Linked DNA regions of Mus musculus: region 2 is linked to region 1. A link is a loop called in an ENCODE intact Hi-C map of the cell type or tissue named here. Cell type or tissue: left cerebral cortex. All regions are shown on one strand. Links, peaks and the distances in the headings refer to the core of each region. The heading gives the core; the rest is flanking DNA.

Region 1 (16,192 bases), core at 6,317-11,316:
AGAACCTATCTTGAAAAATAAGGTATATCTGTCCTTGTTATATGTTGGAGAATATTTTGGGTATATGCCTAGGAGTGGTATAGCTGGGTCCTCTGATAATATTATGTCCAATTTTCTGAGGAACTGCCAGACTGATTTCCAGATTCCTTGTATCAGCTTGCAATCCCACCAACAGTGTAGGAATATTCCTCTTTTTCTATATCCTCACCAGCTTCTGCTGTCACCTGAGATTTTGATCTTAGCCATTCTGAGTAGTGTGAGGTAGAATCTCAGGGTTGTTATAATTTGCATTTCCTTGAAGACTAAGGATGTTGAACAATTCTTTGGGTGCTTCTCGGCCATTTGATATTACTCAGTTAAAAATTCTTTGTTTATCTCTGAACCCCATTTTTAATAGGGTTATTTGATTCTCTGGAGTCTAACTTCTTGAGTTATTTGTGTACGTTAGATATTAGCCCTCTATCCGATGTAGGATTGGTAAAGATCTTTCCCCAATTTTTTGGTTGCCATTATGTCCTATTGACAGTGTCCTTTGCCTTACAGAAGCTTTGCAATTTTATGAGGCCCCATTTGTCAATTGTTGAATACAGATGTGGATGCTCACAGCCTACCATTGGTCTGAGCACAGGGTCCCCAATGGAGGAGTTAGAGAAAGGACTGAAGGTGCTGAAAGGGGTGTGCAACCCAACAGGAAGAACAATATCAATCAACCAAAGTCCCCCATAGCTCTCAGGGACTAAGCCAAGAACCAAGGAGTACACATGGCTCCAGCTGCATAGCAGAGGATGGCCTTGTCAGTCATCAATGGGAGGAGAAGTCCTTGGTCCTAAGAAGGCTTAATAGATGCCCCACTGTAGGGGACTTGAGGGCAGGGAGGAGGGAGTGGGTGGCTTAGTGGGGAACAGCCTCATAGAGGCAGAGGGAGTGGGGATGGGATAGAGGATTTCTGGAAGGGTGGGAAAGAGAGAGAGAAAGGAAGAGAGAGAGAGGGAGACAGAGAGGGAGAGAGAGAGGGAGAGGGAGAGGGAAGACTGACCACCTGAAGCCACCATACTTTTTATGGAGACTCTATAAATTGTATTTACCTCAGAATTCATCATCAAATAAGACTCACAACTCACAAGCCCTAAAATTCACCCTTCATGGATTTATAGGAGCATCAGTCATCAGCATTACAATCTGTGCAAACAAATATCACAAGGTAGAAGATTTGGATTCAAGATTCTGAATATGCAAGATGATTCTGAAAATTATAATTTTACTGAGACCCAATATTTTCACTAAGAATTGTAAGATGTTTTTCTCAACTTTATAAAATATTAAAAAGGCTGTGAATTAGACCTGGGGTCAGATTAAGAATAGTTACAGAGTTTGTAAGTTGGAAGTCAATCAAAATGTAAACTTATTAAAACTGAATAAATATTTAAAACTCAGTTTCTTTTTAAAATAACCATATTTTAAGTTCATAGTTGTCACTAGTGACTGCATTCACGAGTATAAAAAAGAACACTTTTCTTGTTATAAAACATCCCAATGGAGTGGGAGGGTTGAGGAGCACTGGGAGGGGGAGGGGATAGGGGATTTTAGGAGGGGGAACTAGGGAAGGGGATAACATTTGAAATGTAAATAAAGAAAATATCTAATATAAAAATACCTAAAAATTTAAAAAACATCACAATGAGTAGTATAGTCTATATCCTTAGTACTTGATTCTTCAAAGCAAATACTGCTTTGAAACCCTTCCTGTGTTGTATATTAGTTACTGAACCAGTGCTGATAAAACACCTTATATAAGCTACATAAGGAAGGAACGGTTTATGTGGTTTACAGGTCAAGCGAATGGATTCAACCTTGGCAGAGAGTGCCTAACAGCAGAGACTGGAGACTTAGCTGGACACATTGCTGCCACAGGACGATGAAAGTGAACAGATAGTGGGCTTGGCTATCAAATATCACAGGCCATCCCCAGGGATCAACTTAGTCTAGCTGGACTTTGCCTCATAAAATATCACAGACACCTCTGAAACAAGTGAGGGCCCAGTGTTCAAACATGAGCCTGTGTGGAAAAGTTTCCATTCGAATCACAAGATATTCTCATCTACTTTGCCCCAGTAAAGGAATACAGACGTGTGCTACTGATCTAGTCCTATTGTCTCCTGTTTGATATTTTTTCCTGAGAATAGGCTGCCATTATTTCAAACATCTATTATGAGCAAGGTTTTTGTTTGGATCCTTGGCTCAATTATCTCCAGACATGTGCTTTTCTTTATTACTGTCTAGTTTATCAGCCTTTTTATGTGGCAAGTCCTTCCTCTGACATAAGCATTGTTCCAGGTGCAGTATAGCTTTGTATAGATGCTATCCTGTATCATCCAGGTGATTCATGAAATCCCACTCAGTGTGTAGTGTGACTTTCAAGGGGAAACATTTTAGAAGTTTCAAAGGATCGCAGGAGCCTGTTAAGTTTCTAATGAAAATACTTGCTATCTATGTAACTGGATAAGGCAGTTAACGACTCTCAATGTTAGCTCCTTCCCTTATAAAATGAGATGAGCTTGTGTTTATATTTCAGTACAGTGCCTCAAAGATTTGAGCCACATAATTAGTAGATAGTAGGCTGTATGTAGCATTGAACCAGTCTATTATTTTATTTTACTATATTTAAGTGTTCTAACTTCGACCAAATACTGAAAAGAAGATAAGGAAAAAAAAAAAAAAAAAAAAAAACCTTCGAAGAGGATAAAAAACACCCATCTCTTGTATTCTTTTATCATTATTTTCATCATTTTAAATGGGATTTTATGAACTAAGGATGTAGATTTGTTAGTTAAGTACTTGTTATAAAGTCATGAGGAGCTGGGTTTGGATCCTCAGAACGTATGTAAACATTGCACATGGTTGCATGTATCTGTAATTATATCACTGAAGAAGAGGCAGTAGGATCCCTGGAGCTTTGTAGGCTGAGCACATAATGAAACTGGTATGCTATAAATAAGTTTAATAAGAGATCCTGTCTCAAAAGAGTAATGAAGGAAAAACAACTGAGGGACAAACTTTGAACTGACCTTGGGCCTACACATATATGCACATTCATGTGCATGCATTCCTAGACAGACAGACAGACAGACAGACAGACAGACACACACACACACACACACACACACACACACACACACACACACACACCAGATGCTAAACTACATTTGGTAAAAGTTAGAAGCAGAGTTTTTCAGACCAGAAAATTGTGGAATCTGACAAAGCCAATAAATAAATGAATAACAGAGGTACTTTTGATAATGATGAGGAAAAAAAGAGTAGATAATTCTACTCTTGATTTATGAGCTGAAAAAAATTCTATTCTTTTGTATTTCCACTTTCAGATAAAAGCAGACAGGGGCACAAACCTGTCAGCACCCTTTAGGGCCACTGCTTGTCATTCCTCCAGGCAAACCGAGCCAACTTCACAGTTGCCCATCTGGCTTCCAGGAGCTGCATGGATTTCCAATGTACTCTCCCTCTATCTCATTATGTGAAGAGCAGTCACATCCTTAACATTCTCTAAAAGCACTGTCTCTTTCTTTTTTTCTCTTTAGCTGCCTTCTCTCCATACTCCAGACATGTTCCATTTATTTTCTTAAAGCATAAGATTGTAATAAAGATAACATGCTAGTGTGATTCCTTCTACCGTATTATTTATAGTTTATATTGCTGTGGCTTGTTTGTCTAATTTTATCATCACCTTGCAAAACAAAAATATTCTTGCTAGATAGTGGTTACAGAATAGTGACAGCTAGCACTGGGAGTGCTTTTATTAGGTATTCTTGGTTTTCAAGTAGAGTAAAAATCTTGCACTATCTATGTGGAAGTTTTCAAGATGAGAAAGAGGTGAAAGGATGATTCCTAACTCTTAGAAGACATGTCATGTTGTGTTGGGTATGTATCACAGGAAAGAGCATCACAGACTCTGGCTCAAGCTGTGACAAAGTGCCACTATCCTTAAGCTCCACTTTAGTTCTAACATGCTGTAAATGTGTAGAAAATATTTACAAGCAATGACACTTCAGTTATGTGTGTTACTTTCCTTACTACATGTTCAAATCTGGGCCAACTGATTGTCCTTCCTTCCCTAGTATGAAGAGTTTTAGGTGAATACGAAATTTTTCTAAGTTTATTCTTCATCTTGAGTAAATACTATATCTAGCACCAAAAGATAATGTTTACATGTGCAATATTTGTGTGTGGTTCATCTCCAACCACCAAGAGTAAATGCTGTTAAAGTCAGAAGTGTTCAAATTATGACATGTTTCAAAGCACCTGCATTCAGTAGAATGCAATAATGACATCCAGAAACTTCTAAAGCAGAGTCCAAGTAATGATGACAACTGGACACCAAACAACACTTAGTTAAACAAGGAAATATCTGGGTGGGTTGTAAGAACAGTTATATGGCAGGTGGGGTTTGGATACAGTTGTAGTTCTTCTAGACAGTACAGGGGCTGTCTCTGGAAATCCCATGTATGCTAGGAAAGTATTCTGCAGGAGTCAAGTAAATTCAGGTTCAATGAGAGAATCTGTCTTCAAAAACCAGGTGTGCTGTAACTGACAAAGATAACGTATGAGCCACTGGCCTTCAGAACACACGTATACCTGTACATCCATTTATATATAGGCACATGTACATACAGACAACAACACACAAAATTAAAGCCAGCCAGCTCCATTTGTATTACAGTAACAAATGCACATTTAAGGAAGTGGGGACATGGTTTGGGGATGAATTGTGTCTAAGGAAATCATTCTCTGCTCAGTTACTTCATCTGAAACAGTCTATAATTTGAGATCACATCACTTTAAAATTCCATACTATATAAATTCACTAATGTTAGAGAAATAGTAGAGTTTTTGGGTTTTGGGGTGTGTGTGTGTATGTTTCTGTGTGTGTCTGTGTATTCATGACTTTACACATGTGTTCATGGAGGCTGGAGAAGGACCTTGGTGGTCATTTTTCTGGTTGTCATTCCACCTTATTTTGTTAAGGCAGAACTCAGTTTTACCCAGAACTCAGCAAGTGAGCTAGGCTGTTTGGTGAAATAGCCTCATAGATCTATAAGTCTCCACCTTTTATGAGCTGGTAAATCAAGGATGCAACTGCATTTGACAATTTTAAGAGGATTCTGGAATGCCAACTCAGGTCTCATGATTGTACTGGCAAGTATTTTGCTGGCTGAACTCCTCTCCATCTTCATTTACAGAAACAATAATAGCACATAGCGTCCTATTCTTGGAGCCTTCATCTCAGATTATCTTCTCATGCTTCATGTATTTATAACATGTTCCTTGTCCAATTTGGAAAGAGGATTGCTTCCATAATTATTTGGTCAAATTATGTTTCTTAACCAGGCATATTAACTCATGCCTAAAATCCTAGAATTTTGTAGGCTAAGGTGGAAATATTATTATGAATTTAATTCCAGGCCTACCTCAACTAGAGTGTAAAATCTGGGCCAGCCTTTACAAATTGTGAGATCCTGTCTCAAAAGGAAAGGGAAGGAGGAAGAAAAATAAGAAGGATGAGGAGCAGAATGAGGAAGAGATGAAAAAGAAGAAATAATGAAAATAATTATAAGCACCATATATCTGTTAACACCTTTTACAGTGGTTTCTGAAAACAGAAGTCCTCAACTGTGTCCACCAATCAGCTACATTCTCAACTATTACCAAGGCACAAGAATGATTCAGGTTTTTCTTTCTTTTCTTTTTTTCTTCCTTCCTTTCTTTCTTTTTTCTTTTTCTTTTTTTCTTTCTTTCCTTTTTTTCCCTTGAGGAGTTCCAGATGGAGTGCCTATACTGAGAAAGTCTTTCAGACTCTTCCTACATAGAAGAGTTATTCCAGGCTAATTAAGTTCCTCCCTTCCACAGTCATCCTGAGAACTAGGTAACGCCAAGACCTCTCCAGGAAATCTTAGATCCCAATGTGTTCTGAGTCTTAGTATGTTTTTTACAAGTATGACAATAAGAAACATGGATTGTAACTCCCGTTCAGGTTTTTGTGTGCACAAATGGTTGAAGATATATGTGCACATATGTATTGAGCATGTGGAAGACAGTGATCAATGTTACAGGTCTTTTTCAATCATGCTACACATTATTTCTATTTTGAGATAAGTTTTCTCACTGAATTTGCAACCCATTGATTTAGGGAGACTAACTGGCCAGAGAACTAGAGAGAACCTCTTGTCTTTGCCTCTCCATCTTGAGAATTTAAGTATACCACTCTGTTCTACTTTTATGTGGATGCTGTATTCCAAGCATAGGTCCTCATGCTTTGGCAACACCCAGTTTACCAACTGAATGGTTTTTCCAGCTCTTACAGTGTGTGATTTCTGATGCATCATGCAAACACATCACTTCTTGCTTCAGATTTCTATGAAAGAGTTGGGGGTTCCTGCTCTCCACAGATTAGAGTGAGGAACATGTAGAAACATAGCAATAATTCTCCTCCATCAGAGTTTTTGATGCTAAGTTCTGCTACATGTTGGCTACATGGCCTTGGAAAAGTTAATTTGCTGCTTTGTGACTCAAACTCATTACTAAAAACTGTAGTTAATGATGATCCCTACTGTAGTTAGGAACACACACACACAGAAAACACCAATACATACAAACACAGCATACCACATATGTATATACATACATGGAGCATAGTACATACATGCATACACACACACACACACACACACACACACACACACACACAGCATAGCACACACACATACAAAGATATCTTACAAACTCTAAGAGACCACAGATACAGCCCAAACTACTGTGTCTAGCACAACTATCAATCACTATGGATGAAGATAGAAAATATTCCACATTAAAACCAAATTTAATCAAATTTACCAATTCAGCCTCTCAGAAAGCATTAGAAGAAATAGTGCATTTTAAGAGATTACACATGCCAAAGAAAACACAAGAATAAATAATCCTTGATGAGTAAATCAAATGAAGAAATTCTGCATTATAACATACATATAACTCATGAACACACACACACATATGTCCCCTGATCAGGAGCTGATAGGGTTTATAACCCCATAGGAAGAACAACAATAGCAACCAATCAGAACCCTCAGAGCTCCCAGGGACTAAACCAGCAACTAAAGAGTACACATGGCTCTAGCCACATTTAGCAGAGGATGGCCATGTTGGATATCAATTGGAGGAGAGGCCCTTGGTCTTGTTAAGGCTCAATGCTCCAGGGTTGCCATGGCATGGAGGCAGGAGTGGGTGGGTGGGGGAATACCCTCATAGAAGCAGGGGGAGGGGAGAGAGATAGGGGTTTTCTGGGAGGAAACAGGGAAAGGGGATAACATTTGAAATGTAAATAAATAAAATATCTAATAAAAGAAGGAAAAAAAAAAGAAAAGTAAAGATTAGCTACTAATTTGACTCAGACTGCAAACATTTTGTTGCGCTGGCTAGTTCCTCTGGCCTTGACTTCCATTCCTTGTGTGGCACTGTAATTACACGGTGGAGCCTTTTGATCATGCAAACTGATATTCAAATGCTTCCCATCTTCTTAATCCTACCTTACGCCATCCACAGTAAGTGTCCAGTCTATGCTCCATGATGTCCCTCAACTCATCCCATTCCCCAGGTAGGCTCCTTTACTAGCTCTGGCCACACAAGCCCTTACTCTTCTTTTGAACTTTAGCAACAGATGCCACACCCTTCCACAGACTCAGAAATTGACAAACACTGGACTTGAATATGACTCCTGTGACCACTAAATATTTTACCTTAAATGAGCAGTTGGCAAACTTTCCTAGCATTGGTGACAACCCCAGAGATCTTAAATGTGAGAGTTCTTTAGAGTGTTCTTTAGGAGTACATCCTGAAATCCTCTCCTCCTTCCCAGGTTGGCACCTAGATATAACTAACTCCTTTAAAATTTACTTTGCTTTTAAATTATATGTATGTATCTGAGTGCAGGTACCCATGGAGACCAGAAGAGGATGTCAAATCTACTGTATATAGAATTACAAGTGGTTAGGAGCCACCAATGTGGGTGCTGGGAATGAAACTCTCTACTTCTCCCAGAGCAGCAGGAGCTCTCAACTACTGGACCATCTCACAGCCCTAGAAATTTCATTTCTACCAATTTGCACTGTGTGCTGTGATATTGTACATCAGCCACACTTGAAGAACCACTTAATTTCTACAAGATTGTGGAGATAGTTAAAGGAAGTAATAGCTAAAGAATGTTTATTCAGTAACTGCTAGATAAAATGCACTTTTGTTTTCCTCCATGAAACAGGGCAAAATATGACAAATTAAAAAGACAAAGGCAGCAGAGTGATCCTGGTTTTACTTCAGACCATTTCAAGCATAAAGGGAGAACACCATATTGTAGCATTTCTCACTTAGAGAGAAGTGCTCAGATGGTGTGGGCATTGCCCTTACCCTGGCTTTCCAGGCACCTGACATAAAGGCGTTCCAATTTAGAAAAGAGCTCAGACATATGTATGTCTTTTTATATTATTCACTGTTTTTTAACACACTCCCACATATGAGATGGGATGTATAAGCACTCTGTGGAGGTTATCCAACATAATGTTTTTACCATCTTCTGTGTTTGTAGTTCTCCCCGCTCAAGCTGAGAAGCTAAGAATCCTGACCAGAGAGTGAGACACATGTTTTTCTTAGAAGAAAATGTTGTAAGAGAAAAAGAACAAGATACAGAAGGAGGAAATTGTATTTATGACATATGTAACTGTAGGAAACTGAATACACTGTTTTACATGTGTTCCACTGAGTGAAAAACACAAATGGTTTGCATTTTCACAAGGATTAGAAGGAAATGCACTTAGGATACAATTGCAGAGGCCAGGAGCAATAAACCCTGATTTGATATTTAATTTTGCAGCTTTCACATGATGTCCATTTCTGGGACTGGGACTGGATGATATCTAAGGACCTCCCTTAAATTATATTGCTGTATGAGAGTAGTGCACAGGGAATGAAACTTGTAGTATCCAAAATTTCCCTGGCATTCTAGAAAGCTGCACAGAAATCAATGTTTGTCAGTCATAATAAAATTTATCAATATTGCTGTGTATGGGGGAGATGCATGTATGCACATGCCTGTGAACAAGTGGAAGGAAGGAAGAGGGTGTTAGCTATCCTCCTCTATCATTCTCTACCTTATCCTTTTGAGGGATGTTCTTTTTCTTGAACCTGGAAGTAATTATGTTTTTGTTGTTGTTGCTACTGCTATTGTTCTAACTAGGCTGGCAACTGGAAAGCTGCAGAAAGCTCCCATCTCTATTTCCTATAGCACTAGGATTACAGATACTCACATGTTACTGTGTTTAGTTTGTTACATGTGCGCTCTTATCTTAACTCAGATCCTTGTGTTTTTGAAGAAAGCATTCTTACCCAGGGAGACTTCTTTCCAGCCATAAGTGATTTTTCAAGGGTAGACATTAAATGCCTCAAAGGAAACTGAGCTTAGAAATTTGTTAGACATCATTTCCCAAGGCCTGTAATAGCTCACTGAAAAGTACTTTAAGATTTTGCAGCTTTGTGCCTTTTTTCTTGAAGACTGCTATGGCCTTCCCATATTTGCTATCCTTCACAAATGACTAGCACTAAGATATTTGAATTTGTAAACATATTTGGAAACAAAAGAAGAGAAGCCAGAGTGTATAGGTGGGCCCCACTTCACTCTGAAGGTGAGAAAGGACATAGATACAAGCATAGAGTTCTTAGTATCTGCTGTCTAAGGGGAAACTCTCAGGCCTCCATAGTCTTGTTAGCCAGGGGACAGGATGATCCCCTGCTGTGCCTAGCAGGCAGGTTCATATCAGCTGGCTTACATATTCATACATGACAAATGGAACAATCATCCCTCTTTGAGATAGGCAGAGAGCTCAAGAGACCCCCTGCATTTACTTCCCCAAGCACTGAGGCTTTTCTTACCCTGCCTGATCTCTGACAAATTGACTCTTTATTTATTGTGCATCTATACCATATATTTTCCCTCCTTGTATCTATTGCTGTTACTAGTTTACATGTATATAAACTTCCTTTATGACATTTATCTTTATTTCAAAACTTAAAAGAAAACACAAAACTCTGAAAACACCTGCCTCCCAGATTTCAAACAAATGCAAATTAGATCAATAAGAAAATGACTGCAATTCAAGTGAAATATACCATTTATCCACTAAAGCAAATACATTTCATATTATACAATAAAACCAAACAAAATTGTATGTAATATAAATACTCAAGACTACAATTACACAAAAATAAAGTGCAGGGCTGATGGCAATGATTTTCTTGTAATTAAAAATAATGAGACCTTCCATAATTGTATGTGAAGATATCAAAGATAGCCCATTTGACAAATGTCCCTGTATTGATCTGTAGCACAAAATGGTGCACCAGATGATGAATTTGGGAGTTCCTCCATTGCTAGGAATATAGACTTGGGATGGTACCCATTTCCTGTAATAGCTTTGATTTGGAAACCTCTAAATTAGCACATGTTAATGATGTACACATTTTATTACCCACTTTTCCAGTTGGTCAAATAAAAAAAAAAAGCACAAGGATCAAGAAGTCAGTGTGATGTGTTGGGAATATCATTTGCAATGGTATCAGAAATGCATGCTAATGTTCCATGTGATTATAGTGGTCATAGCCAGCATTAGCAAAGACCGCATGCTACATGGCTGATTTCCCAAGTTCCACAGTAAAGGCACCTGATGCTTTTCATCATTTCTCCCTGGACTGGAAAAAAATCATCTCCCTTACTCCCCTTACTATGGCAATATGGTTTTGTTGTAGTTGTTGTTGTTTTGTTTTTTGTTTTTTTTGGGATTTTTCAAGACAGGGTTTCTCTGTGTACTCCTGGCTGTCCTGGAACTCACTCTGCAGACCAGGTTGGCCTCTAACTCAGAAATTCACCTACCTCTCCCTCCCAAGTGCTGGGATTAAAGGTGTGTGCCACCATATTTTTCTTAACTCATGTTTCTAAGCAAATCTGATGATGTTCCTTCTCAGTTCTCACATAGAATATGAAACCAAAATCTGCTAGCACAAAAGTCTTCATTCTGATAATTCCAGGTCCACATCCCGAGCTATATGGAAGCCATGTGACTTTCCTGCTTGACCTAAAGGCTGAATCATGTCAACTGAACCTAAAACATGGTGGATTGGAAGACACCAATTGAAAGACACTAATTGAAAGTCATCAATTTCTTGCTTCTCAGGAAATACATATTGTCAAAAACACTATCATATGCTGTTAGTTATAAAATGCATCCCAGTACTGGAGATATTAAATGCAAAATCAAATTATTTTAACTTGGCAATACTTACAAGCCCTGTCTTTTGCCAGGCAGTATCTCCTATCAGCTTCTGTCTACTCTCAACATGGCCAAACATGATTTTGACTCATCCTTTAAGATGTAATTCAAGCCAGAAGTGGTGGTGCATGCCTTTAATTCCAGCACTTGGGAGGCAGAGGCAGGAAGATTTCTGAGTTTGAGGCCATCTTGGTCTACAGAGTGAGTTCCAGGATAGCCAGGGCTAAACATAGAATCCCCGTCTTGAAAAACCAATATATATATATGTATATATCACATACCCAGATTTCCCCCATTTCACCCCTCCTCCTCAAAGTGGTATGAGCTTACTGGTATAACATGTTCTTACTAGTATCACTTTTCACAAATCAGGGTACATATCAGTTTATAGCAATGGCTAATTAATGTAGCCAAGAACCTTAAATACTAACACATAGGTATCCACTTAACAAATCCTATTTACCCATCTGCTCATTAATATCTTAAAAGGGATAAGCAGAATTACAAGAATGAAGGAGGTAGTTGCTACAGAAGGAGCACATCAAAATACTGCTGAAACTCAGCATCCATTCTATTTGGCCTTTTTGAGTTAAAATCTAGAACCTTCTACCATAAAAGGAGCCAAATCCCAAGAAAGCTGCCACTAGAACATGAGCATCATGTTGGATATCTAGGTTGTAGAATAAAATGATTGGTTCTCACTAGTTTACTGTCTGAGCACTTTAGAATGAGAGAAGCAGTGAATGGAGTTGGTAGCAACTAGGACCAGACATCCCCAATTGAGGACATTCACAGTGAGCAACAGCCAGCCACTTAGCTATAGACTTCCTGAAGCTGTTAACATTATAGGAAGAATACCCACAGCAGGCAAGGAATAAAATGGTTTAGGGAGAGAAATTCCTCCCTCCTTTCTGCTTTACTCTTAACTTCAAAGAAACCAAATATTGTTTATGCATAAAATTTTAATCCTTTCACAAATTTGTATTTTGATTTAATTTGCATATCCCATTTACTGCAAGTCAACATGAAGAGAGATTCAACCAATTTAAACCATTTTCAATGGGCCTGAAATCCCTTCAGAAATATTTTCTATTAGGCAACTCAATTATATCTAATGTGGCTACTGTCTACAGATTAGAATTTTGCTTAAAGAAATTCATATTCAGAACAGTGAGAATGGGAAGGGGTGGAGGAACAGAGGAGACAAGACAATAATTACCTGTCTTTGATGCTACACAGATCAATGTGTAAATCACTAAAACTCCCCAGGGAACCTTGCTGAACTGAAATGAGGTCCTTGGGCTGGTTATCAATAAAGATGAGCCTCATGCAGCCTTGGAAAGCCTTAATGGGGTTTAAGCATTGGGAATCGGTGAGATTGTCAGGGCACCCTGTGGGACAGAGAGAAAAGATGAAAAGCACTGAAATGATAGGTCATTGATTTGGCAACCTATTGATGGAAGACCTTGAGGTCTAATTATCTTGGCACTTCTGTATTCATAGCAGGGCACACTTGTGTTGTAAACTGGAACTCAGGAAGAGATGCAAAAATGATGCAAAATGGGGATGCTCAGTTACTATAAAGGAGAAAGGTGCCAAAGGGAACATTATTGGTAAGATAGTTACTTTAATCCCCATTGTGTGTGTGAATGTGTGTGTGGGGGGAGTGTAGGGGTGTGTGTGCGCATTTCTGTGCATGTGTGTCTGTGTGTATGTGTATATGTGTGTATGTGTGTATGTGTGTGTGCATATGTGCATGTGTGTGTCTCTGTGTGTGAGTGGTGCATTCCTAAAAATTCAGCATTCTTTGTGGTTACATATAGAAGCCAGAGGTTGGAATCAAGACATCTTGCTCTGCCACTTCCCATTTTATTCTTTGAAATAAGGTCTCTTTGTGAATCATGGCTTCACCAATATACCTAAACTGGCTGGTCTTGAGTTCCAGGTCTCTGCCTTCACCTATCACTTTACTTTATGTGACATGGGCTACTCATCTACATGGAAGCTTTGTGACTTATATAGGCTGGGTTGTCAGTGAACATCAGGAGCCTGCTTAACTCAGCCTCACCAGCACTGAAACTCAAGTAGTTTCATGCCATGCCTAGTATTTTATATGGGTACTGGGAATTCAAACTCAGTTTCTCATGCTTGCATGGCAAACATTCTACCAACCAAGTCAGCTACACACACACACACACACACACACACACACACACACACACACACACTGCTGGAAATGTGTTTACTTTGAATGGCATCTTTAGCATACTCTTCACATATTTTAAGTGTTTGGGAAGGCTGGTTGTATCTCAAAACACTCATCTAAGTTCAAAATGCAGTTCTTAATTACATTTTCTAAGGAAATTATGCTCTGGTAAGGATGGCAGATGAGTAATTTTTGGTTAATTGTGGAGCATTAACAAGATAAGCTCCTGAGAAAAGTACACTCAGGAACCAAGCAGGATTTTTGACATGCAGTGCAAAGCAAATCCAGACATTAAGAGAATGATGGTCTTAAGTACACATAGTTGCAGGCTGTAATAGCACATGAGAAAGGTTACCACCACACCTCTTAAAAATTGTTCTTTTAAAAAATAAAACTGCATTGCACCCATTAGTATCACCTGCAGTCAGCTCAACCTTCTCATTAAGACAGGTGAAGACCAAGCAGATAGATGAGTATGTGTGCTCTTACAAACTCCATCTCAGTAATTTTCATAGGTTCAGAGCACATGGGAATATGAGCTTGAAAACATGGCAATATGCCATAAACACAAGGAATTATTTCACTCATCTCTGATAGACAGTCACTGCAGGGCTGAAGCCTGGCAGCTGGTTAACAGCTCACAGGCACACTATAAAATGAAGAGATGCTACTGCTTCTAATTGAAACTGTAGAGAGAATTTATGGAAGTTGACTACTATTGTGGAAGCTCATTTTTTATGTTCCTTAAGTTTACAGTCTGCATGTGGAGAGTTTGTTTAAACACTGTTCAAATCATAGATAAATCTTCATGTTCTATGTCTAGCACCCTAAAAACTCACTCAGAATTCATCAATATTCTAACTGAGGGGAGCAGAACCATTATACTGCAGTGATATTTTAGAAGATTATTGTACCATTATTATTCAAAGCCATTTTGCCTGAGAATAAATTTCTGACTCTCATTTTTTCCTCCGTTGCTGAAAAACCCTATGTAATCTAGAACATGAAGCTTGCAGTTGGGACCACTGCTCAGCATTGATTCCTGTTCATTTTCTTTCACTATGGGCTGGCTGCAGTGAACAAAGATTTGAATCTGCACCATACACTCAATGTCTCTAGAGCTTCCTACAGATTATTATTTTATTAATCTTAGAATGACAGTGTATATGAGCATGAGTCACATGTGCCACAGCCAATGCACAGAGATTAGAACTAAGAACTGCAGCATTAGATTTCAACGACAGCAATTGGTGCTTTCTACCTTCTCTGAGGATGGATCTTTGGTTTCCTACTGAATACACCAGGGCTAACACAGCAAGATCATTATGACTTTGCCATACAGATTATTTTATTTCACCAAACAACAGCCTTTTTATCTACCATACACACACAAGATCATCTAAAGTACATGCTATTGCTTGGCATGTGATGGTCATTGTGGGTGAAGGACTATCGTCCTTCTTCATGCTAAAATCCAAATGCGTTGATCTTGTTCTGCACAGCTCCCTTCCAAAAAGACCTTTAATATATATTCTGTGCCTGTGCAAAGATCTTGGTATTTCAAGATCCACAACCTTAGGAAGAAAGGGGTGATTTGTAGATTTTAGAGCTAAGAGACTGCAGGGTTTGAGGATGCACTCAGTGTAGAGTGTATGATAAGTATATGGCAAACTCTAGGTAACTATAGTTTATGTGTCATTGCTATGACTACTATTTCTATTACTACATGTGAGCAAGACAGAGTGTGTGCATGCATGTACTGTCCTGAACATATGGAAGACAGAGACAGAATTGTGGAGCCCATTCTCTTGTCGTAGTACAGATTCCAAGGACAGAACTCAAGTCTTCAGGTTTGAGCAATGAGTGTCTTTGCCCCTGGATTCCTCTTATCTCTCCAGTGAAGGCTATTATGCAGTACTTGTGTCTGGTAACTTCATGGGAAGGAACAGAAAGCTTTAGGTCAAGGCTAGCTCATATTCTCATCTACAAGATCTGAACCAGGTTGAGTCACTTTCTATATTGTGTAAGAGAACCATGATAGGAGAGTTTAGTGTGCATGCGGTTGGGTGCATGAAGACAAGTACCTTTTACGTGCTAAGTAAGCATTCCATTTAACTTCAACAAGCCTGCATTTTGCACTTGTTCATACTTTCCAGTAATTCTGAAAGTGATCATGTTGTCTATGTTCTACAAAAGGACTTCAGGGACTGTAACTTAAGAGCTTAAAGTCAGTCAGCCATAGGTAATAAGTCACCTTTAGATGTTGCTTCTGTAAGATAGATCACTGACTACAGAATTAGACATCTATTTTAATAAAATATACGTTTAAAATACTCAGCATGGGTGAATTTGTAAACATGGCAAATGTCATGTAAGCTTTTTCCACCTGAGTTTATTTTTGTTTCTGTTCCTAGAAGTGTTGCAACTGTTGCAAACAGTAGAAAAGGCAATAACTTAGAAATTGTAATTGCTCCTCCTTGTTTCTTGGAGGCCCTACCTCCTTTCTACTTTTCTCTGTCACCCTCCATGGGTGTGAAAAATCTCTTAAGACATAGAAAAGGAGATCCGAGGCTCACAAAGTAAAGTGGCAGTGGGGGGCCAAGATGTC
Region 2 (16,192 bases), core at 3,944-8,943, 52 kb before region 1:
TGCCTGTCATATAACAGGACATTCTGGCATTCTACAATGCAGTAAGTCAGTCTATGAAATGCATAGTAAACAATGTTATTCATGTGCTATGGCTAAAACATGAGTGTGAAAACATAGGGGAGAAAAACTCATTTTAGTGGTCCATATCTAAATGAAGTGCAGCTTATTGGTAGTGTGAATGTAAATGTACTTTATGTTGGTGCTGCTCTGAGATGAATGTCAGTGGACATTGTTCCAATGACAGTGTTCCTCTGCGCACTTTAATTGGCAGCCACCAAGTTTGACAGCATTCTGGAAAAAAAAAATCACAATTTCCAAGGTGACATCAGACTAAAAACACTGCACTGAAAAGTTCCTCAGAAAAGATTCAGTTTGGACTGGAAGGAAGGCACAGCTACTGAGAGCATGCACGGCTGTGCAGAGGTCCTAGGTTTGGTTCCCAGTATTCACAATGCACAGCTTGCAATGATCCTTGTCTCCAGTGCCAGAGTGTCTGACACTCTTCTGGACTTTATAGGTACTCATGAATACATGGTACACATACAGACAAGTAGACGCCCTCCCTCACCCCAACACAAACACATGCACATATACACACATAAAAATAAGTAAAAGTTATTTAAAATTTACAAAGCAATTCCATTTTCCTCTTCAATAACTTAATGAAGAATTATTTCAAATGAACAAAAACACAACAGAATCACAGTATAATGGAGGGGAAGCAGTCAACAGAGCCTGGCTTATAGTGATGCTGCCTTGCAAGCATAAGGACTCCAGGATGATTTCCAAAATTCACATAAAACAAACAAATAAGCAAGCAAACAGAAAGTGTTGGTTTACAAATGTAACAGCAAGAAGGCCAATCCCTGAAGTTTTGTGACCAACCTATTTGGTGAGTTCCAGGATAACAAGGGAACCTGATTCAAAATAAAATAGCAATACATATAGACGTATCTTGAAGAACAAAACTTGAGTTTATGCTTTGTCCGCTACATACATACATATGCATTTGTATCCATATACAAAGAAACGTGCATAGGTATGCATACACACAAATAACACTGATAAAGGGTGGCAGGCCACAGATTGTTGCTTTTATGTCCCAGGTGCTGAAGATCATGCAGCATCCCCTAATGACAGTAAGTCCCAACTATTGCCAGATGCTATGCCTATCTTAGTTTTCTCATCCTTTTGTCATCTTAAACTTTGTGTTTCCAGGGACTGTAATTTACAGAGAAGCAGCCATGAGGAACTCTGTCCTCCATTCTCCCAAGGCATCTCTCATCAGTGCAGATATGACACCTAAGAAAACCATTTTAAAAAGAGAGCCTTGATAAATTATTTTCTTCTTAAATATTTTCTTTCTGTCAGTCTACAGAAGTAGGCCCTTTCCCCTTTTCTCTCTAATACTGATTTTCTCGTGTTAAAGATGTTAAACAAGCTGTAGTACTGAGCCACTACTGTCCTACTTTTCATTGCTGCTTTGCTGTATGGTATGGAGAACATATGTTACCAAAGTAGTTTGATTTGCTTTATCTACTGGTTGCCATTTGTTATGGGGTCAGCACATGCTAGGGTCTCACAGATATTTGGCAAATGTGCCTCCTCAATGTCAGAAACATAAGCAGGGCCACTGGGTAGAAGGTGAAGAGAGCCAGAAAGAGCAACTGTGGCTTTTTTTTAGAAAGTGATGCCAAAATTTGGGGTTTGATGCATGACTGTAATCCTACAGTGAGGTGTTAGATGTAGGAAGATCCCTTGGACTTGATGGCAGGCAGCCAAGTCAAATGATGTACTCCAAGTCCTAGTGAGAGACCCTGCCTTGAAAAACTATGTGGACATCTTCTAAGGAAAAAAACCAACAACACTAGTTTGACTTCTGACCTCCACACCTTCACACATATGTTTTTCTTCCCACTTGCAAGTGTAAATCTTTATAAAAAGAAGTTTGACTGGATACCCAGGTAGTTCCAGTGACTTAGGAGGCTGAGGCAGGAGAATTGCTTGAGCCTAATAGTATTTTCAAGCCTAGAAAACAGATCTTATTTCATAAAATGAAATATGCAATTAAAAATGAGTACTAAACATGACGCAGGAATACTTTAAGCACTCTATAACTTAATATTGACTCCTTTAGAACTAATGAAGGACTTTATATTTTCACATCTCATCATTCTGAAATCAGACATCAAGGTAAACAATAAAAATGATACACTCCTTTTTTTGTATGTTAATGCAAAATTACAATAACAAAGAAGTCTCTTATATGTAGCTACAATTTTCATCCACACATTCATTTCAAACTTATACAGGGAGTAATAGAAATGTGGCTCAATAAGAAGAGTACCTGGTTTGCATGTGCACAGCCATGGCTTCCATTCCCAGAACCGCTTAAACTAGCATTATGTTAATTACCTATAATAACAGCACTGGGAGATAGACGCAGAGGATCAGAAGTTTAACACCATTTTTAGATATGTAGCAAGCTTGAGGGCAGCCTGAGGCTACATGAGACCCTGTCTCAAAAAGTAAAATACAATTCACAAAAACTTTCTGCATAAGTTCAGACCACAAGGCACCAAAATATAAGGAAGGAGAAGACTGTCTTAAATTAGCAGAGAAAAATGGGCAATAATGCTACTTCTTCATGGAGCTGCAGATATAAAGTTAGGAATTACATTACTACTGACGGAATGGTCACCTTGTGAAACCCACCTCACTGCTTTGTATAATTTGTATAATGCTTTGTATAATGCCTACCATTAATACTATATATATATAGTGTACCGGATACAGCTTAGGAATGTTACATACAGGATTACCCACTCACTACAGATCTATGGAGTTTCAACTTTGGAAAGAACTACAGGGAAGAACAGCATAGTAACCACACACACAAGTCATCACCATGCTACATAAATATCCACTTCATGCGTTAGATGTATATACATTTATTAATATTCATTTATACATTAGAAAAGCCAAACCTTGAAGCTACAGATATGGCTTGGGGTAAGTGTAACCTATGCTAACATAAGAACCCTAATTTTCTCAGCACCCATATAAAAGATTAAGATACCTTCCTATCATCTAGTGTCACAAACACTATGGGGAAAAGAGAAAAAAGGATTTCTGTCCTAGCTCCAGACTCAGGTTCTCAAAGAGAAAGTAGACATTGACAGCCAGGACACCTAAAGCCATATTCTAGCTAGTGCATGTGAGCATGTATGTGCATACTTTCACATACAGCTGCACATATATCTCTCTCACACACACACACTGACACACACACACACACACACACACACACACACACAAAAAAAAAAACAAGAATTTTAAAAGTAAAAACATTAGAAGGAAATAAATATAAAAGTCAGAGAGAAAGAGTTCTACTGTCTTCATTCAGGCCAGTACCTGCTCCTAGCTTCGTCTGATTTTGCCTAAGCTGGCTTCCATGTCAGCTCACTGCCTCTCAACAACTGTGGGGCAGTGGGCTGCTCACAGACACCCTGGTCTCCAGTTGAGCATAGGTCTTGAAATCCGGGGCATTCAATGGGTGATGATTCCCAACTATGTGGGACTGAAGGTGTTCGATCATGTCTCCTGGACCACTCTCTCCTGTCAAAGTTACAGCCCCCCAGTCCCTACAGGAGAGTTGTGATACTATCAGTCACACAGACAATATCCCAAGCTTCTGGCATTCTGACTAGACTCCACTTCCAGTTACCTGACTATAGCCAGGTATGCTCCTCTCCACAGTTACCTGATAGCCCAGCCCACTATAAAAGAAGCTGCTTTACCCCTCCTTGCTCTCTTTAAGCTCTCACATTTCTTACTTTCATCTCTAGCCACCTTCCCTCCCTCTCCCCTCCACTTGTCCATGGCCAGACTCTCTCTTTCTATCTTCTCTCCTTCCCCCTGTCTTTCAACAATAAAGCTCTGAAACCATAGACTGTCTTTGTTCATCAAGGCCTGCTGTGTTTGAACGATGGGATAGGCTTTCTCCTATCAAGCTGTGTCTAACCTCCCACTAGAAGGCCTTCCTGCACTCCAGCCACAAACTCTCGCCCATGTGGGAACCACTCAGTGCCCCTCTCCCAGCTGCCCTCTCCTCCCTTTGGCCCCTGGGGCTGACTGAGCCGCCCCAAGGACCCCCATTCAGTTCTTTGTTCTTCCTTGATGTCCAGAGGTGTCTGGGATGCCCAAGGCTGAGAACCTGGTACCTAGGATTGTCCATCACCTGCTGATCTAGGACCATTGACTTCACACAGCCAGACACCCACCCGGGGCCAAGTGGAACACATGCGGCAGTCCTGTGTCCCCCTGCCCAGAGCACCAGAACTCTGGCAGGATGTGGGTTTTCTCCTACTCCCTTTATTCCTCCACACCCACTGCCCCGCAAACAACCAGAGTCATGTGATTCCTGTCACCTTAGAGGGAATGCGTCTCACTAATAAAGAATACTTGGTGCTGAGAACAGATCCATCATTGCTCAATAAGTCATTCAACTTGCAGATCACTTCTAGAAATGAAAGGACAGAGCTTACTCAATGACCTCACAATGGTGTTATAATCAGCATGCAGTGAGAAAGCTGACCGAAGACCATGCCACTTCCGTTAGATGTGACATACAATGAGAAACCCTCCACCACAAGCCTTGAGGGATCACTATAGAGAAAGGACTCTAGTCTTCCCCTTCACATAACTTCCACACAAGCTGTTCACTCAGAAGCAAACAACACATTGCCTTTTGCTTGGTTCATTCTCTGTTTCATAGATTAAAATCTTGAGTTACAGATCAATGGTAATTACCTTAATAACAGAGGTCACGGGATATAAAATAGAAAATTAATTACATTTTTGTTGCTCTTGGTTTTACTTGTTGATTTTTTAGAGTCATGGTCTTGCTTTGTAGCTCAAGCTAAACTGAAAATACTCCCGATCAAGACTCTTGAGACCTCAGACGGTAGCCCTTTAATACTACACCTGGGTTGACTAGGAAGTTTTGTATAAAATTTATGGAATGCTTGCTATAAATTCATATGTATAGGTGAGTGTTTTCACATTTGTCTATGTGAAAATTTTCATACATGTGGTATAGATTTCTATGAGTGCATGTACAAATGTGTGCATGCAGAAGTGTGCATGAATATATGGAGACCAGAAGACAATCTCATTATTCAGATATCATTCAGTTTTTTTATTTTAATTTAATATATTTTTATTTTTATTTTTTTGTGATGGAAGACTTTCATTATTTAGCCTAACTGACTCAACAGTAAATCCAAGGTATCCTCCTGTCTCTGTTTCCCAAACACTGATCTCCCAAGGGCACAACAAAACTATTTACAAATTTCTAGATGCCAAACATAGATCTTTATGCTGCAAAACAAGCTTTGTACTTACCTAGGAATTTTATTAGCCCAGTTTTATAAACCTGCTTTTTTATCTTACCTTTCTGTTGTTTTATGAAGAGATGCTAAGCAACTATTTCCAATCTTTTTATTCACTTCAAGTTCAGTATCCTCTGTTAGATTATAGTCAGAACCTTTTATTTTTTATTTCTTTTCCATGCAAGTTTCCTGAGTGTGCTCTGCAGAAAGTGCTCTTAGAGGGGTTAGAGCTGAGCTAGAAAAGAATGTATGTGTCCTGGGTAGGCAAGCAATCATGAACCACACAGGATATTCCAGTACATTTTATTTCATCTAATAAAATATCCTAACAAAAAGCAACTTTGTAAGAAAAGAGTTTATTGCCCTAGTATTCTAAGTTACAGTCCATCATAGAGGGGTCACTGGAGCAATGGCTTGAAGCAGCTGATCACATTCAAAGTCAAGAGCAGAGAGGAATGGATGCAACCATGCTGCTTGCTTGTCTGCTTGTGCTCTGCTTCATTTCTTCACTTTTAAATTCCTAGCCTAGGAATTTTGCTACCCAGACTAGCCTGTATTTTACCACATCAATTAAATTAACCCATCTCTGACAGACATTTCCACAGGGCAGCACAAATTAGGTAACTCCTCACTAAAACAGTCTTCCCTATGGGCAGTTGGTTGTGTCAAATTTACAATTAAGGATAACCACCACACAGAAGAAGGCCCCAAGGAAAGCATAAATTATGTGGCTTACTAAAAGTAAGTATGCCAGTATTCTAAGTAGAAATGGACTGGGACACATGCTCCATTCTAGGCATGACCTTTAAAATTCACAACTGGAGATTGTCAATATAGTCACCCTCTGTTGATTGACTAGAGCTTCTTGATTACCTACAGGGAAGGTGGGATGAAGTAATAAGATAAAAGATGACCGAGTCGTTACAGACCTATCTGGAACAGTATGATCACTGTGAGATATGAGTATAATTTGTAAGCTTGAATTATTCTAGAACTGAAATTTTATCTCATAAGTTGTCTATCAAGTACAGGATAACATGGGGTTTTGATTTGTAATGCTTTTTGTAAAAATAAAACAAAGTTGAAAGATAACAGAGATCTTCATGTGCTACACTCCTGTTCAGCTTCTCACCCTACTTTCCCTAAAACACTTGTCCTTAAACTTTAGCTAAATGACTCAGAGACTAAACAGGGAACAGCTGGCTACCAAGCCTATCTATTCCCGGATATTGCAAATGAGCTCATGTAATATAAAACTTTGCTCTAAGTTGTCCAACTGGTTGAGGCTATATTTGAGAATGATCCTGACTCTGACTGTAAACTCCACATTCTGTCCTATAAATTCTGGAAATAAATACCCCCACCACCGCCTAACACACATAATTGTACCATGCTCTTAGGTTTGCAAATGGACCTCAACATGACAAAGTAAATATGAAGAATTTCTGAGAAGTTCTCAGAGGGCATCCATCCTATTTACACAGGGTTTTTCTGTGTCATCATTGTTAGCGAGTCTCACGTTTTCTACACAAGAGCTACAGATGAGCTACAGATATAGCACAAATGGATCTATGCTTCATTTATATACAATAAAGAATTTATGTCTTCTAGTACAGATTGACAAATTCCTAGCTTGTATCCTGGAAAGAAAACACTTTGAATGAAAAACAAGTGACTGTCAGCTATACAAGACCCATGATATTTGAGAGAAGTGTTTCACCAATGGACCCTAAGCAAGCTTTTAGGGAGGATTAGAAGTTCTATTGCCAAAATACCTCAGTGAGTATTCCACAGGGCATTTATGTCCAGACTGAATTCTAAATTTAAAACATAGTGTAGTCCTTCCTGCAAAACAGTGTTTTGAAAATCTCTGGTGTGTGTGTGTGCAAACGTATGTACAAGTGTGCAGAAGAAAAATGAGATTTGATAGTCTTATAGAGAAATTTCAACTTTTGCTTTCCTTTATTTTTCTGCTTGGCTTTTATTCCCATCTCATCGTGATTTTTATTTACTGTTATGAAACCTAAAATAATCTTTGCTGGTAAGAAAGAAGAAAACTAAAGTGTTTCAGAGAATCCTAAAAAAGTGAAAAAGTTTAAAGGGGACTTGGCTGTCCTACATTGCTAGTGACTGATATCCTGGCTGCCTTTGCGTCTCCAGGCATAAAATTTACCACAGGCCACCCAGTTAACCCACCAACCTGGGAGCCTCTGCTGACTCCCAAGAAGTCCTCATGCACATTTCTTAAATTTCTGTAAGAACAGATCCTAGCTTATAATAATAACAATAATAGTTTTATACACACACATACACTTGTATACTGTACAACATGTTAGACCACAATGAATTAGATTCATGATAATAGTTAAATAAAAGCATAATACAACTAAAAAATATTCAGGCATTCGCCCACTTTTTTTTTTTTTTTTGAGGTAGAATCTCAATCAAATCCAGAGCACACAGATTAAGATAGTCAGTCTTCTAGCCAGATTGGTCCTGTAATTCTCAATCTCTACTTTCCATAACTGAAGTAACAGGCTGGCTGCTATTTCCTTCCTACCACTGTCTTCATGCTTGCACACTAATCACCTTGACTTCAAGGTCATCACAAGAACCCACCTTGTTTTTTTTGTTTGTTTTTTTTTTATAGAGAGGTTCAAGATTTTGATATAGAAATATCCACTGTTGTGTTGGTTTCCTGCAGTATTCTGTACAGTAAATGCTGCAGGGTTTTGTGACCTAGACATAACCAAGTCTACAGGCAACATGCGTGCCAGTTAAGTTATAAACTGTCTCAACACATTTGTAAATGCAAATATCATGCTGTGATGACAAAAGGTTGTACATTTTGAGTCTATACCATTTTGATAGGCAATGTAAAAAGCCTAGGTTTGTATAAAACCACTGTATTGAATCCATGCTGTAATAAAATGGATTGAGAATACATTTTTTTCTGATGGCATATTCCTAGTTAAACAGATCATAGATCTACAATATAACGGTATCCACATATCCACAAAGATAGACATCTGCAGGTTCAGTTCCTACCCGCAGATGTAGAGATAAGAGATGGACGAATACACACACACACACACACACACACACACACACACACAAACACACTGGGTGAAAGGGAGAGATAGAGACAGATAGAGAATGAGAGAGACAGAGAGACAGAGACAGTGTCAGAGAGAAAGAGAGTCTGCACTTCTTCTAACACCATGATCAAATGCTAGCATTAGGCATAGTGTAAAGTAGAAACTGGGACAAAAAGATATGAGCATCCACAGAGCTCTAAAATTACATACTAATATTACCCTTAAATGGTTTCTATTTTCTCAAGAAATAGTTCAAATTGCCCAAAATTCCAACAGATGACAACTTACTTTGAGAATCTATGAACAAGATACTGTTAGTAGGAGTGAAATTGCCTTCAGGTCTGTAGATGACAATTTGGCAGTACGTAGCAAAATCACATAAATCCCTTTATCTGTTAAGCACTTTGCTGGAAATTTTTACACATACAGATATAATTTCAAGTGTATGAAGCAACATATGTCATAATGTTCAAGCTTATTCATTGAAATTCCAAGATAATATCTCTCTGAAAAGCCCACTGACTAGAATTTCATGAAATGAACTGTGGTACAAATTTACAACGGAATTTTTAAAAATTGATAAATGAGTAAATAAAGAAAAGCTCTGGGCTAGGTAAGACAGATTAAGGAGTGGTAAAATCAAAACTACAAAATAGTATGTATGGTATATACTTGCATGTCTGTTTGTGTCTGTACAATAATGAGAGCTTCCTTCTAGTGGCCAATGGTAAATGTAGACAGAAGACAGAACTAGAAATGGGGGATGGGCATTCACATGACTTATCTCATGTTTGTATTTATAACACCTCCAAATTGTAATATTTACACTGAAAAAAAATACAGGGGCTGGAACATGTGTATAGTGGCAGCTAACTATTCGTGTGACAGTGGGCGCAATCAATCAATTTTAGGAGTTTAAGACCAGACTTCCAAACACAAGAAGATTTTACCCAAAACAAGTAATTGAGATGCAAACTTTCTTGAGAATAGCTGTTTAAAAAAGGAAACAAACAAACAAATGCTAATAGGCTGAAGACTCAGTTCAGTGGTATATCACTGTTATCCAACATAAAACCCTGAGTGTGTTTTTTAAAAAATTAATCAAATGTTTGTTAAAGTGTACAGAAATTATTCTGTGGAGCATATATACATATGCATATATGTGTATAGATATACAAACACATACATATTTATGTGTATATACATATATCATGGATTTTTGTGCAGGAAACTTACAGATACTTTTCCCTGGGGCCCCTATTGTTTGAGACTGTTAGCTTACAGAATGGACTACATGGTTATGTGTGGAAAATTATTGGCTCAGAACCCCAAAGACAAGTTGTCAGCACAAAAGTAATTTATTTTCCCCAGAGGGATAGAGGGCAGGGATTAAGAGACAAAGACAGGAGATAGAGGAGGAAGGGATAGAAACAAAGAAGAGAGGTAAGGAGTATTTGTCTAATAAGGCAGGAAGGAGAACAAAGGACTGTCTCTGGAGAGAGAAGAGACAGACACACAGGAAAATGGTGGTTTATAAAGGTATAAGGAAATCCCATATTAGGATGAAGTGTTTAGCTTTAATTTAGCATGTTAATTAGGTAAGCCTGAGGGGGATTTTAATTGGTGGATTTTAATGCATTGATAATTGAACCTTGGTAGTCAGCTTCAGGAGGAGAGACTGGGCAAATATAGAAATATACTTTGCAGGATAGCTTCAGGAATGTAATGTAATGGTTTTTAGCAAGCAAGAGGGCATTTGGGGAGAAAAGTAAGGCCTGCCAAAGCCATGCTTGTAGCTCTCTATTTGACCAGAGTTCTTTCAGCCATCATGAGAACTGTGGGGTGGGTTAGGACCTACATTTGGAGATCAGGGACCCTAAACAAGAACAAGGCCTGAGGCACTGGGACATATGTGCTCCACATTATCTTAGAAAGAGTCCAGATATCAGCTTTTCCTGAGTTTAGTCTGGAAATGGAGTCATTCTTTCCCTCCCTAACCTGAGATTCAAGACTCTGCTAGATAACTAGTTATCAGGATAGTACAAAGGGACCCCGGCAGGAACCAACTACCAGGAAGTGGGCAAGGTTCTTGATCTTCCCTATGTGTCCAGCAATGTTCTCTCTCTAGGTAATACTGGGACCCTGAGACCATCTGCAGAATGAGTGCTGTAATACAGGAGTACACTCACATATCAGACTTTAGGTTGTCTCTTATGTCTACAAGTAAAAACAATAGCATATGCCACATGACCCAGAAAAGATGTTTCCTTGGGGTGAACACTTGGTAAATTATCCTGAATAAAATGTCCAATATCACACTAAACACACCCCCACCCCACCAACACTATCCATCTTTAAAGGGAATCATTAAGAGAAATGTTATTATTGAGTGATGTTTGAATGAAGTTCTCATCTTGTGCTAGTCTTATGTCACTATAACAAAACTACTTGACATAGTTGATTTGTGAGGAGGAACAGTGTGTATCAGCTAATGGTTTGTACAGTGCTATGCTTTCAAGCACATGCTATCATTTCTGTCTTTGTATAAGAATTTGAAAGATCAACTCAGTCTCCTGCTTTTGCAGCAATCACTTCAGCAACTCAGCCATCTGCCCAGACCTTACTACATCAATTTTAAATCAAGGAAAAGAGACAGAGAATTGAGATTTGTTTACATGAGATATAGTATACTTGCAACTTAATCAAATGCAACATGATCAAAGGGTGGGGCAAGCATAAGTGACATGGTTGTAAACATAATAGCCAAGACATGTTAAGCTGCAGTGTGCCACACTTGGCAGAAGCATAGCTGAATATGGCTGTGTAGAAAGACAGGTTCAAGGTGATATATATGACTGTGAGGGTGAGTCTCATGTATCAACATGGCAAGAATACTGCACCCAGTTATCTAGTGAATCACTGATCTTAGTGCTGCTGTAAAGGGTTTGTGTAGATAAGATTAAAATCCATGAGAATCTGATTTTATTTAAGTGAGGCTATGTGGGAATTCTGGGTGGGCTGTCTGCAATCATCAGAAAAGCCTGAAGTAGAGCTGAGTCTTCCTTGAAAGAAATATTGCCTAGGAGCTCAGAGAAGGTTCAGTCAGTAAACTGTTTGCCAAGAATTATGAAGGTGTGTCTCCAGAACACACCTTAAGGCTGAATATGGTTGCATAAGTTTGTAATCGTAGTGTGTTAGAGGCAGAGACAGTGAGGGTCTCATTGGTGAGCCAGCCTAGCCCAAGTAGTCAGTTCTGCCAAAGGAGGATCCCTATTAAAAAATTATGGACCGCTCCTGGGAGGACACACTGTTGTCCTCTGACACACACACACACACACACACACACACACACACAGAGAGAGAGAGAGAGAGAGAGAGAGAGAGAGATGCAAACATTCACACAAACAAGTACACACATATTTACCCTTACACATGAATCCACACAGAGACATACACATATGTGAACACAGGCAAACACATATCCACACTTGTACCCAAACACACACACACACACACACACACACACACACACACACACACACAATGAAACTTACATAAAACTCACACACTCATATTCACACAGGCACTCATATACCCATAACGCATACTAACACACATGCACACTAACACATATGCAGATGTGACCACACATGTGCATATGGACAGACAAATGCATGTACACTCTTGTACACATGCATGCACATGCAGTTATATAGGAACAGCCATTCAATTATATGCACATATAAATATTCACAAGCACACATATGCATGCACACATAATAACATACTTTCACACATACATGCATATACCCAATTCACTCTTGTATGAATACACTCACACACATGCACTCACATGTACACACAGGCACACACACAGACATGCACACAGTCACACTGCACTGGTAGAAAATAGCTTAACATCCTGTCCTGGATATGCAGCCTCCTTTCCCGACTACATGTCCTTTAGATATGAGACATGCCTAATCAGTTCCTATAACGACCTATGTCAACATTTCACAGTATGTTGCTTAGTACACCTTTCTGTTAGCTGTTCCCTTCCTGCAATCTGACTGGTATCAGTGGTATCTATCAGCTTTCATGCTCTTCAGTAATAACTCTAAATGATTCAGGTCAGCCCTCCTCTTTCCTACTCATTCTGTCCAGGTTCATGTCCTCTGGATTCTTAACCATTCCTTATAATCTCGGACTGTGCAGATCTTACCACAAATGCACTCTCTTCCTGTCTAGTGCTTGATCTTTGCTGAATATCTAAATATAGCCCATATGTTTATTCACTTTTATTTATCTATGCATACAGTTATACTCTTTATGCTGTGCATTATAGTTCTTTCCTCCACATTCCTATTTCGAATCCTTTCACTTACAAATCAAGTCTTGAATTTCTTGAATGTCATACACAAGGTTTAGTCTAAGTTTGGGCCCAGCATCAACACTTATATTTACCTGACTTATATAAATATGCATTGCAGAAATGAGTGATCTTAAGATAGAAAATATTTAGAGGAACATGAGTTGAACGAAAATAAATGGCAGTGGAATGCTATTGTAATTCCAGATAAGACAAAGTGTAAGATCAACAATGATGAGTGACATGGAAGTCAGCTACAGTGATTATTACATTATAATAAAAAGCAGACTCTATACTAATTAATAAAAATAACAGAAATTCTTCCTTCTGATAAATACTTCATAAGCAATTTCTAACTCCAGCAAGTTCAATAACTGTCCATTTTACCTAAACACATTTCATGTTGCAGACAGCAGTGTGACTGTAGGGGAAAACAATGAGAACAGGAGAGATAGCTCAAAGATTAAGAGGGTGTACTGTTCTTGCAGAGGACACCAATTCAGTTCCCATCACCCATGCTGATTTGCTCACAAATGCCTGTAATTCAAGCTGACAGAAATCTAACACATTTCTCTGGCCTCCACAGGCACCTTCCCTTACATGTGTGGACACATTCACAAGCAGATAATTTAAAAATAAGTCTCCAACTTATAAAAGTGATCATCTCCATTTGATGACTCCTGGAAACTCTGTGAGGAGAGCTTCAATGGAAGGTTCTCTGTAATAGAATTGTTGGAGACCCAAATATAACTGGAAAAAAAAAGAAAGAAAGAATGAAAGAGGTTGATCTCCCAAGAGCAAACACTCTTCCACCTCAGGAGAAAGATACAGGTTACAGCAGGTACAAGACAGTTTTGAGAATACCAATATGAGGAGATATACAAGGAATCACAAAATGTGGAGAGTAGAAATGTAGGAGAGCAGAGGCAGAAGAGACAAGCTATGCAAACTCAGGTTAGAACTATGTCTCAGTTTGATAGCACTACCTTAATGTGTAGCAGGCTGTTTCAAGCTCCAGTTTCACAGATAAAAAATATAAACTAGCAGTGACTCCACATTTAAAGACACTCTTGCTCTTCCAGAAGACCATGTACTCTAGGCAACTCACAAGAATCTGAAACTCCAGTTCCATTGATCCTAATGCTTTAGCTTGGTTTCTGATGGTACCTGCACTTAAACAGGCACACATCCACACACAGACAAATACAAATATACATAAATATACCAAAAAATCTAAAAATAAACAATAAACTTTCAAACATAAAAATGAAGTTTGTATTATCTGCTTAAATGACAGTATGCCAACAATCTTATACATGAAATTTACCCTCTCATTACAAAAGAATCATGTCTGTTGTTGCTACTACCATATTGCAGAAGAGAAAAAGCACAGAGTCAATATGTAATAACATCCTGCAATTCAACTAGGTTATCACTAGAGTTTAGAACTGAAACAAGACACGTTATTTTTCAAACACACTTCATATTTCATGCTACATTTTTTAAATAAAAACCAAAAAGAAAAGCCTGTGTCTGTGTCTATGTGTGTGTGTGTGTGTGTGTGTGCTCACACACACACACACATGCATGTGTGTGTATGTATTTATGTATGTATGTGTGCATATGTATGTGCAGAGGCCAGTGGAGGCTGTCCAGTATCTTCCTGTCACTTTAAATATTGGCCTCATTTCCTTCAATGTCTCACTGAAGTAGGAGTTCACCAGTTTAAAATTGATCTAGATGGTAAGACTCAGCAACAATTCGCTGTCTCTAAAATCCTCTCCTCTTTCCCCCTTCTCAGCCCTGGGGCTTCAGGTGCCTGTGGTAGTATATGGCTTTCCATGTAGGAGTTTGAGATATGAATTCAGATCTTTCTAGTTGTGTGTGGCAAAAAAATCTTTTCCTGGAGTCATTTCCCTAGCCACCATGCTCTCTCTATCTTTTGAATATCACCTAATGATATCATTAAGAAGAAAGTACCTATGAAGGTGACACTAGGGAGAATGGGCCCTTCATCTGATAGCTTCAGATCTCAGACATCACTTGTCTGCATATGTTAAATAGCTATTTTTCTACTGATGACCCATTTAAACAACAGGCGGTAATGAACTCAATTGTTAGTAGATAGAAAGTACTTGTTTCCTCTTCTAGTCATAATGTCAGTGGCATCAGTGAGTCGGGAACAAGATGATGATTGCCAGGGTCTCCATCATTCCATTAGCTGCCAGCAGGAAATCTTCACTGCTGCAAAATGACTTTGACAACCACTTTCCTGACAAACTAATAAACTCAGCTTCATGTCCTGCTAAAGCAGTGAATGGTTTTATTTCTCTTTTATGTTCTCTACGTATGTTTACTTAACCAAATGTCCTATTTATACTAGCATCTTAAGTTTGGATACTTCTACAGCTATACCAATTGGAGGATGACTTATAAGGCCTTTGAGTGGACACACTGGACCCCTGAGACAGCAAGGGCCAAGAGACCTTCCTGATCCCATTAGCATTAGTAGGGTACTGGCTTCCTCTAGTTTTTATGGAGAGATGTTGTGGGCCATGCTCACTTCATGGCATGCCACCATCATCTCACTTTCACTTTTGGTATCTAAGCACTTATAGATCAGTATTAGTATTTCTGTTTTTTTTTTTTCCCCAAGATGTGGTTTGTGTCCTGCCTAACATATTTCCTTATGTTTGAGCTTAGAACAATGGGACAGACTCAGAAAATCCTCCTGACTGTTTTCCTAGACAAATTTAGAGTCTTTAAAACTAGGGCCAGAGACTTAGGGCTAGAAGTTAGAAAGGACAAACTAAGGACTTTTTGTAGATCCTCAGAATTGTTGAACTTCCAGGTTGATTTGCCTCCAGGTGGGAGGGTGGGACTTCGGATGCCCTCACTGTCTGGAGAGTCAAAGAAATCATTTATAGCTAACCTGGACACCTGAACCAAGTGCCCTACATCAGCACCTGGAAGGATCTCATAGTCAACCCACCCAACTGGATCAAACCTCTACTTCATCAGAAACATATCCTGGAGCTAAAGAAAGAGAAACCTAAACCAACATGCCCACTCTAACCATGTTTTCCAGAATATCTGGAATGCAGGTTTCCTTCTCTCCTTCCTCCTTCCCTCTACAGGCACTGGCCACCTGTCTCCTGCAACTCACAACTAGCATGATGTGCTGAAGTGGTGGTAGCACTAGAGGGAGTAAGAGTGGAACACTTAATTAACCCTCAGCACATCAGGAGACAGGTTTCTACGTAACAGGCCATGCAGGTGACACCAGATACCACCATAGCCCTCCCATTAGGATCACAGGAACCCCAGATACC

What was found. Hi-C counts contacts between places; a loop is a spot of excess contacts. Peaks named below come from ENCODE experiments on the same cell type or tissue, not always from the same donor. Only the 100,000 strongest peaks of a DNase experiment are listed, where the experiment ranks them.
Region 2: it touches region 1 in a loop (11-fold over the local background); 2 of 42 quality-filtered maps call a loop at or near these places.

Annotation. Positions count from the first base shown.
Region 1 is chr1:116,184,841-116,201,032 of GRCm38, reverse strand. It overlaps Cntnap5a (contactin associated protein-like 5A), which reads right to left. Exons shown (of 24, transcript NM_001371013.1): 10 at 12,598-12,769. Among named protein-coding and RNA genes, the nearest start is that of Cntnap5a, 510 kb to the right of the region's middle. In left cerebral cortex, for the core only: no CTCF peak of the experiment used is centred there; a DNase peak (open chromatin) is centred at 8,549.
Region 2 is chr1:116,234,461-116,250,652 of GRCm38, reverse strand. All of the region lies in intron 11 of Cntnap5a (contactin associated protein-like 5A), which reads right to left. Among named protein-coding and RNA genes, the nearest start is that of Cntnap5a, 560 kb to the right of the region's middle. In left cerebral cortex, for the core only: no CTCF peak of the experiment used is centred there; a DNase peak (open chromatin) is centred at 6,615.